2 separate regions of the Homo sapiens genome follow, and region 1 is linked to region 2. Evidence: chromatin loops called from intact Hi-C (ENCODE). Cell type or tissue: spleen. All regions are shown on one strand.

Region 1 (5,000 bases), 50 kb after region 2:
TCTGACTCACCCAGATTAAAAAAGGCCTCACCCAGGCATTTCATCCACTCCTGTGATTTCAGTCACCACCCACAACCTCATGATTCCTACATGTGTATCTCCAGCCAGCCCTGTCTTCTAAACTCATTCATCCAAGTGTCAGAAGGCTCCTGTTGGAGATTCTGAAGGCCTTAGACTTCACCACTTGGATGTTACTCAAGACCTTCAAACTTAACACCTCCAAAACTGAGCACATCATCTTTTTCCCTAAAACCAGCCTTTGCTCCTCCAGTGTTCTTCATCACTGAAACAAACTATTAATTGACCCTTTATTTCAAGATGAAATTCTCAGGGTTATTTATGAACAGAAGGGAAAAATACAGTGAGGAACCACAAAAGAAAAAGAGATTTCAGATGTAGAGCCCATCCCTTAATTTAGCTGTGGGGAGTGGGCAGTCACTAATGTTGGGGGGAAGGAGAATCTTTGAAGGGGAGTGGGCACAAATAAAAATGTTTACAAATCACAATTTAGGATCACAGCCACAAGAACCTGAAAATAAGAAGTGCTCCTGTGTCATGTGTTTTCCAAAAGGTGTGCCAAGAAGCCAAGAAGCAAGGACTGAAAGTAGTCAAGCATCTGACATGATGGGTAAGGCTACCCTAGGGTCTTGGGATGGAAGTGGCTCAGTGGATATCACAGACACTGGGTAGGGATGTGGGAAGTGATCAGAGTTGAAGCAAAGCATGAAACAGCCTCTGGATCACCAACAGGAAGTGGGCCCACAGGCCCCAAGCTTCAGAATTTCAAAAGTCTGAAATCATAGTCCCGGTTTCCTGCTGCACTTGACTGTGAGCAGACTGTGACAAAGAACAGGTTTGGTGCCGCCAGAATCCTGTTCTCTACATTTGCTTAACCCGACCCTTTTGGGAACTGCAGGGAGGCAAGAGATCATTATAAAGCCATATTTAACAGAATGGGCTCTCTTGGTTAGGTGGTAAAAAAATACACTGGTAAACATAGTAGTATCTCACTATATTAGCATATCAATAGTAAAGTGTTGAATTTATAAAGCGAGTTCCATCCTTGTTCTTGAAAAAAAAAAAAAGAAAACATGTTCTTCCACTCACAGGTAATAGTGTCATTTTGTCACAACTTTGGAAAGGCCTAAAAAGACAAATAGTCCTGCTACCTGTCAGGAAAGAAAAATCAGATACCTACTCTTATGCTAAAAATACATTGTTTTGAAAGATATCCTCTGGACTGTTATTGATTTATATAGTGATTTCCTATTAACTCTTGCAAGTAAGATATTTAATATTCATAAAAATTTTAAAGCTGAACAGGATAACCGTTGCTGTCCCTGTTTCATAAATGAGGAAATTGGTGCATAAAAGTAATGAAGAGCTGTTTCAAAGTCTCAGAGAACTAGACGAAGACCTTAGACATCAATTCAGTGTCTGTTTCCTTTGGAAGGAAGACAGATAAATTATACTCAGAATATTGTTATAAACGCAAGCCTTCCATGCAGTGTGAATTGTCATAAGATTTATAAATTTTACTTATAAATTACAGTTCTCTGACCACTACCTGTCACTTTCTAGATACCATGGATGTTGAAAACAATTCTACTTTGGAAAAACACAGTGGGAAAAGAAGTAAGAACAAATAAGAATTTACTTAATTTTTATGTTACAAATGAACTATTTTTTAATGCTAAGGTTTATTATCATCATTTTCTTTTTTCAACTTTTATTATAGATTAAAGGGTGCATTTGCAGGTTTGTTACATGGGTAAATTGTGTGATGCTGAGGCTTGGTGTCCCAAAAATCCCATCACCCAGGCAGTAAGCATAGTACCCAACAGATGGTTCTTCAGCCCATGCCACCCTCTCCCCCTGCCCCATCTAGTGGTCCCCAGTGTCTCTTGTTCTCATCTTCACATTTATGTGTATTCGATGTTTAGCTTCCACTTGTAAGTAAGAACATGCAGTATTTGGTTTTCTGTTCTTGCATTAAGTTGCTTAGGATAATGGCCTCCGCTCCATCCATGTTGCTGCGAAGGGTGTGATTTCATTCTTTTTATGGCTGCATAGTATTTCATGGTGTATATGTGTGCCACATTTTCTTTATCCAATTCACTGTTGATGGGCAACTAGATTGGTTCCGTGTCTTTGCTTTTGTGAATAGCACTATAAGGAACATATGAGTGCGTGTATCTTTTTGATAGAACAAGTTATTTTCCTTTGGGTATATACCTAAAGGTAGTGGGATTGCTGGGTAGAATGGCATTTCTGTCTTTAAGTCTTTGAGGAATTGCCACACTGTCTTCCACAATGGTTGAACTAATTTTACCCTCCCACCAACAGTGTATGAGCATTCCTTTTCCTCCACAACCTCACCAGCATCTGTTATTTTCTTGACTTTTTAATAATAGCCACTCTGAGTAGTGTGAGATGGTATCTCACTGTGATTCTGATTTGCATTTATCTGATGATTAGTAATGTTGGGCATTTTTTTCATGTTTGTTGACCACTTGTATGTCTTCTTTTGAGAAGTGTCTGTTCATGTCCTTTGCCCATTTTTTAATTGGATTTTGTTTTTTGCTTGTTGATTTGTTTAAGTTCCTTGTAGATTCTGGATATCAGACCTTCGTTATATGCACAGTTTGCAAAAATTTTCTCCCATTCTGAAGGCTGTCTGTTTACTCTTTTGGTAATTTCTTTTGTTGTACAGAAGCTATTTAGTTTAACTGGGTCCCACTTGTCAGTTTTTGTTTGAGTTGCAATTGCTTTTGGAGACTTAGCCATAAATTCTTTGCCAAAGCCTATGTCAGGAAGGGTATTTCCTAGGTTTATTCTAGGATTTTTATAGTTTTAGGTCTTACATTTAAATCTTTAATCCATCTTGAGTTAATTTTTGTATAGGATGAGAAGTATGGGTCCAGTTTCGTTTTTCTTCGTATGTCTAGCCAGTTATTCCAGCATCATTTATTGAATAGACAGTCCATTTCCCATTGCTTATTTTTGTTGATTTTGTTGAAGATCAGATGGTTGTAAGTGAGCAGGTTTGTTTCTGAGTTCTCTGTTCTGTTCCACTGGTCTATGTGTCTGTTTTTGTACCAGTACCATGCCATTTTGATTACTGTAGCCTTATAGTATAGTTAGAAGTTGGGCAACGCGATGCCTCTAGCTTTGTTCTTTTTGTTTACAATTGCTTTGGCTATTCAGGCTCTTTTATGGTTCCAACTGAGTTTTAGAATAGATTTTTCTAATTCTGTGAAAAATGACGCTTTTATTTTAATAAGGATGGTGTTGAATCTATAAATTGATTTAAACAGTATAGTCATTCAAACTGTATTGATTCTTCCAATCCATGAGCATGGAATAATTTTCTATTTATTTGTGCTATCTCTGATTTCTTTCAGCAGTGTTTTGTACTTCTTCTTGTAGATATCTTTCACCTCCTTGGCTGGATGAATTCCTAGGGATCTCATTTTCTTTATGGCTATTGTAAATGGGACTGTGTTCTTCATTTGATTCTCAGCTAGAACGTTTTTAGTGTATAAAGATGCTACTGATTTTTATGCATCGATTTTGTATTCTGAAACTTTACTAAATTTGTCAGTTCCAGGAGCATTTTTTTCTACTCCTTTCATAAGATAAAACCTGAATGCCTTTTAAAGTAGCCATTTATTTTTTTCAAAATGCTCATGTTGCTTTATTCTGTCTTCATCTTGCTTTTCATTCTGATTTGAAAATAGATGTTCTTGTGAACATTGGTGTCTATCTTTCCAGAATTTTACTATGCATGTATTAACACGTTTTGGAATATAGTTTTATTTAAATGAGTAACTCTGTACACACTTGTCCTTTCTTGCTTTTTAAACTAATATACCTGGACAATAAAAACGTTTTAAATTGAAATATAAAAAGTCTTATTTCAGAGCTGCTTTAATGTGCATTGTTTTCATTTTTAGTGTCGTCAGGAATTTTTCATTTATTATCGGTCATTTCTTTTTCTTCTTCATAAAACTCTTTGTCAGAGAATGCTCTGTGTTTCTTTGTTTTGTTTTGTTGTGTTTTTGTTTATTTTTGACGGAGTCTTGCACTGTTGCTCAGGCTGGAGCACAGTGGTGTGATCTCGGCTTACTGCAAGCTCTGCCTCCCAGGTTCACACCATTCTCCTGCCTCAGCCTCCCGAGTAGCTAGGATTACAGGTACCTGCCACCACACCCGGCTAATTTTTTGTACTTTTAGTAGAGTCGGTGTTTCACTGTGTTAGCCAGGATGGTCTCGATCTCCTGACCTTGTGATCTGCCTGCCTCGGCCTCCCAAAGTGCTGGGATTACAGGCATGAGCTACCACGCCCGGCCCTCTCAGTGTTTTAAGTCATGGTGTTTTTCTTATTATTCTGAATGAATATAGAACTCTTAAATATTATATATATTAAATCTTGGTCATATACGTTGCTAGTATTTTGTCCATTTGTTGTTTTTCTTTTAGATTTGTTAAGGGAATCTTTTGTCCTAGAGAAGTTTTAAATTTTTATGTAGTCAAATTTGTCAGCCTTTTTCTGACTGGTTCTTGGGTTCCATATCATATTTACAACAGCTATTTCTTCCTCAATATTTTAAAAATATTGTTTTATATTTGATTCTAGAAGTTTGATATAACTGATCATTTTTAATGTTTACATATGTAATCTACAGGGGGTTTGCCTTTCTGTGTAAGTGAGGTGGGAATTTTAAAAATATTCTCCACACTATGGCATGGTGACATGGTGATTTGAATCACCACTTTGATTACACACTGCCTTTACCTGTCTATATTCTATGTTCTTCTTTTGTAATTGAAGGCACTACAGAAAAGAAAGAAGAGCTCAGAGGTAGAACCATCCTGATGCTTCATTGGGGTGAATTTTAGAATGAGCTCAAGAAGATCTCTCCCAACTCCTTCCCAAGTCCATTGAAAGCTCTGATCAGAAATGCATTGAACTGGCTAGGCATCATGGCTTATGCCTA
Region 2 (5,000 bases):
TTTATATATATGCACATATATGTATTAGAATGATTTGTTTAATACAGACATCATCTGTTCCTTGAAAGATTGCAGAAAATTGTCCATTAAATTATTTGAAACTGATGTCTGTGTGTGTAGTTGTTAGGAGAAAGCAGATTAGTGAAGCTCTGGAAGTATATTATGCATTTCTCCTGTTATTTTTAGTTCTTATGCTGACCTTTGAGCCAGTTTTGATTGTTTATTGTCCTAAAAAGTAACTATTTCCCTAGATTCTCTTCTTATTGGGAGAAAGTTGTATAGAAATTTCTTATATAAAGTTTTAATCCTTTCCTTCTCTGAAGATGTGTCCTTTTTCCTATTCCTACCATTGTTTATTATTGTTTTTTCCTTTGTTTTCTTGATCAATCTTTCCATTTTGTTGGTCTTTTCAATGAACCACCTTTTGGTTTTATTGATCCACTACTCTTATTTTCTGTTTGAGATTTAATTAAATCTTGATTTTCTTTATTATATTTTTCTATATATTTCTTTCCTAATTCTTTACTTCTCCTTTGTTGAGGGGATTACCTTGTGTTCTGTTTCTAATACGTTGGTTTAAAACTTAATTTACTTGCAGTGTTTCTTATTTTCTAATAAATGCATTTTAGGCCATGAATGTTCATCTCTGTGCCACTTTGGAAATGTTTGGCCTTTATAACGTATAGTGTTTTCATTGGATTTTATTTCTTAGCCATTTGTTATTTTGATTTTGATTTCCTGGTTAACCTAAGAAGTGTTTGGGAGTAGCTTTTAAAATTTCTCAGTGGAACGAGTGGGGGAAGTCGTCCTCTGTCCTTTGGTTGTTTACTCTGATCCTATTACATTGTGGTTAGAAAATGTGTTCCTTAAGATTTCCATTTGTGAGAGTCAATTGTTGTTTCTTTTGTGGCCTAGTGCATAATCAGTTTTGAGGCTTCACCACATTTGAAAGGCAATATAGTGCAATGATTAAGAGTGTAGTAACTAATGCCAGATAGTAGAGAGGGTAGGAGCAGGGAGGATCAACACTAGGATGATTGGGGAAGGGTGATGTGAAGTCCAGCTCTGCCACTGCATACATGTAGAGGTGGGGCAAGCCTTGTTTCTTCCCTGTAAAATGACGGTATTAATAATGGTGCTGCCAGCAGGCTGATACAGGTTCTTGTCCTTGCCCCAGAAAAGAATTTGAAGGCCAGACCAAAGTGAAAGTACAGAAGATTGATTGCAGAGCAAAAGCAAATACACACTCAAGAGAGGATTGCAAGTATGCTCAAAAGAATGAGCCATGCCCAACCTGGCCAGAGCTCACATGCTATATGGATAAGCATAATGAAGTCATGGAATATTACATAATAAGAGGAGAGATTGGCTGGGTGCGGTGGCTCAGGCCTGTAATCCCAGTACTTTGGGAAGCTGAGGCAGGCGGATCACCTGAGGTCAGGAGTTCAAGACCAGCCTGGCCAACATGGTGAAACCACATCTCTACTGAAAAATACAAAAATTAGCTGGGCGTGGTGGCAGGCACCTGTAATCCCAGCTACTCAGGAGGCTGAGGCAGGGAGAATTGCTTGAAAACAGGAGATGAAGGTTGTAGTGAGCCGATATCGCACCACTGCACTCCAGCCTGGGCAACAGAGTGAGACTCCATCTCAAAAAAAAAAAAAAAAAGTGGGGGTGGAGCAGGGAAGGGATTTTCTGGGTAATGAGTGGGCAATTCCCAGTTGGGGTGCCAGCATTTTCTTAACTAAATATGGTTAATTTGGAACTGCTGTGGTGTCAGGTCCGTGATGGGAGTGGGAGGTTTCCCCAGGGAAGTTTTATGGTAATAGGGGCATAATGTAGCCCCTATTTGAAAACTTCAAATTTGTCGTCCTACAGAAATCATCTAAATGTGTAAAAACAATCCAGTACTTTAGGAACACAGACCATGATATAATTGCTTGAATTTAAAAGTCTCCTAAGGTTAAAATATTTAGTTGTGATTACCTTTCTTTTGGTGTTATTGAGGTATAATTGTATAAATTGAAGGTGTAAAACATGATGATTTCATATATGTTTATATTGTGAAATGATTACCACAATGAAGTTAGTTAACATATCCATCATGTCACATAGTTACCATTGCGTGTGTGTGATGAGAATATTTAAGATCTACTCTCTCAGCAAATTTCAAATATGTAATACATTATTGTTAACTATAGTTTCCATACTACACATTAAATACCCAGAACTTATCCATCTTATAACTGAAAGTCTGTGCCCTTTAACCAACATTTCCCCATTCCTCCGACTTCCAAGCTTTTGGCAACTGCTATTTGACCCTCTGTTTCTATGATTCAACTTTTTTAGATTCCTCGGTCTGAATCTAATCTACCAATGGGCTTGTCATACATGGCCTTTATGGTATATTTCATTTATACCCAATTTGTTAAATGTTTTTTATCATGAAAGGATGCTGAAGTTTTCAAATCCTTTTTCTGTGTCTATTAAAATGTTCATATGATTTTTGTCCTTCATTCTGTTAACGTTGCACAACACCATTATTGATTTACATGTTGCATCATCCTTGCATCCCAGGGATAAATCCCACTTGATCATAGTAAGTGATCATTTTAGTGTACTGTTGAATTTGGTTTGGTTTGGTAGTATTTTGTTGAGAATTGTTGCATCTATGTATATCTGGAGAAATGGCCTGTAATTTTTTTTTTCTTGTAGTATACTAATCTGGCTTAGGTATCAAGGTAATGCTCATAAAATTAGTTTGGAACTGTTCCTTGCTCTTAATTTTTTTTTTTGGAAGAGTTTTAGAAGGATTGGTATTAGTTTCTTCTTAAATGCTTGGTAGAATTCACTAGCATAGCCAACTGGTTTTTCTTTAATGGAAAGTTGTTTACTTATTCAATCTTTTTACTCATTATTGGTCTGTTCAGATTATCTGCTTTTTCAGGATTCAGTTTTGATAGATTGTGTATTTCTAGGACTTTATCTATTTTTTCTAGGCTATACAATTTGTTGATGTATAATTGTTCATAGTAATCTCACGATTCTTTGCATTATCATGTTATCAGTTGTAATGTTTCCTCTGTCATTTATAAGTTTATTTATTTGAGACTTGTCTCTTTTTTAACTTGGTTAGTTTAGTGAAAGAGTTGCTAATTTTGTTTATCTTTTCAAAGAACAAGTTCTGAGTTTTGTTGATCTTTTCTATTGTTTTCCTATTACCTATTTATTTCTGCTCTAATCTACATTATTTTCTCCCTTCTGCTGCTAACTTTGAGTTTACCTTATCTTTCTTCATCAACTGTAAAGCTAAATGGTTTAAGATTTTTCTCCCTAATGTAGGTGTTTATAGCTATAAACTTGCCTCTTAGAATTGCTCTTCCTGCATCTCATTAAGTTTTGCTATGTTGTGTTTTCATTTTTGTTTGCCTCAGGATATTTATGTTACCTTTTTGGCTTCTTCTTTGATCTATTGGTTATTCAGGAATGTGTTGTTTAATGTCCTTACATTATATATTCCGTACAGAAGTTATGAATTCTTCAAATTTCCTCCTGTTATGGATTTCTAGTTTCATAATATTGTGGCCAGGAAAGACACTTGATATGATTTCACTCTTGAATTTGTTAAGACTTCTTTTGTGGCCTAACATATGATTTTTTTCCTGGAGAATGTTTCATATACACTGGAGTAGAATGTGTATTCTGCTGCTGTTGAATGAAGTGTTCTATATATGTTTGTTAGGTCTATTTGATCTAAAGTCTGGTTCAAGATCAATGTTTCCTTATATTTTTCTGTCTGATTGATCTATGATTATTGACAGTGGAGTATTACAGTCTCCTACTAACATTGTATTGCTGTTTCTTTCTTTTTTCAGTTCTGTTAGTATTTGCTTTAGTTATTTAGATGTTGCAGTGCTGTATGCAAAAATATTTACAGTTGTTGTATCCTCTTGATGAACTGTCCCCTTTATCTTTATATATTGATCTTCTGTATCTCTTGTGGCCATTTTTTACTTAATGTATATTTCATTTGGTATAAATATAGTCACCTCTGCTGTCTTTTGGTCACTTTTTGCATGGAATATCTTTTTTCATCCCTTCACCTTCAGCCTACCTGTGTTCTTAGAGCTAAAAGGAGTCTCTCTCTCTCTTTTTTTTTCCTTTGGCAGAGTCTCACTCTGTCACCCAGGTTGGAGTGCAGTGGTGCTATCTCGGCTTATTGCAACCTCTGCCTCCCGGGTTCAAGCAATTCTCCTGCCTCAGCCTCCCGAGTAGCTGGGATTACAGGTACCTGCCACCACACCCGGCTAATTTTTATATTTTTAGTAGAGACGGGGTTTCACTATGTTGGCCAGGCTGGTCTCGAGCTCCCGACCTCAAGTGATCATCCGCCTGGGCCTTCCAAAGTGCTGGGATTACAGGTGTGAGCCACTGCGCCCAACCTAAAATGAGACTCTTCTATGCAGCAGATTGTTTGATATTGTGGGGTTTTTTTTAATCCATTCAGTCACTCTATTTCTTTTGATTAGAGAATTTAATTCATTTATTGATAGGTAAGAACTTACTATTGCCACTTTGCTAATTGTGTTCTGACAGCTTTGTAGTACTTTTTTTCTTTCTTTTTTTCTTGTTGCCTTCCTTTGTGATTTGATCACTTTTGAAATGATATACTTTGATTCCTTTCTCTTAATCTTATCTACTACAGGTTTCTACTTAGTGGTTACTATGAGGCTTACATAAAATATTTTATAGCTATACCATCCTATTTTAAGCCAACAACTTCAAACACATACAAAACTCTACACTTTTACTTCTCCCCTCCCTCACATTTCAGTCAATTGATGTTACAATTTACATACTTTTTATATTCTGTCTCCAATAACAAATTACTATATTAGTACATTCTCACACTGCTCTAAAGAACTACCTGAGGCCAGCTGCAGTGGCTCACGCCTGTAATCCCAGCACTTTGAGAGGCCGAGGTGGGTGGATCACTTGAG

What was found. A loop is a pair of places that touch in the nucleus more often than their neighbours do. Peaks named below come from ENCODE experiments on the same cell type or tissue, not always from the same donor. Only the 100,000 strongest peaks of a DNase experiment are listed, where the experiment ranks them.
Region 1: it touches region 2 in a loop (2.1-fold over the local background); 6 of 110 quality-filtered maps call a loop at or near these places.

What each region holds. Positions count from the first base shown.
Region 1 is chr2:230,472,813-230,477,812 of GRCh38, forward strand. It overlaps SP100 (SP100 nuclear antigen), which reads left to right. Exons shown (of 29, transcript NM_001080391.2): 16 at 512-628; 17 at 1,582-1,635. All of the region lies in intron 3 of LOC101928816 (a long non-coding RNA gene), which reads right to left. Among named protein-coding and RNA genes, the nearest start is that of SP100, 59 kb to the left of the region's middle. In spleen, no CTCF peak of the experiment used is centred here; no DNase peak of the experiment used is centred here; H3K27ac peaks cover 2,111 bases.
Region 2 is chr2:230,423,018-230,428,017 of GRCh38, forward strand. All of the region lies in intron 2 of SP100 (SP100 nuclear antigen), which reads left to right. Among named protein-coding and RNA genes, the nearest start is that of SP100, 9.3 kb to the left of the region's middle. In spleen, no CTCF peak of the experiment used is centred here; no DNase peak of the experiment used is centred here; H3K4me3 peaks cover 1,840 bases; H3K27ac peaks cover 1,189 bases.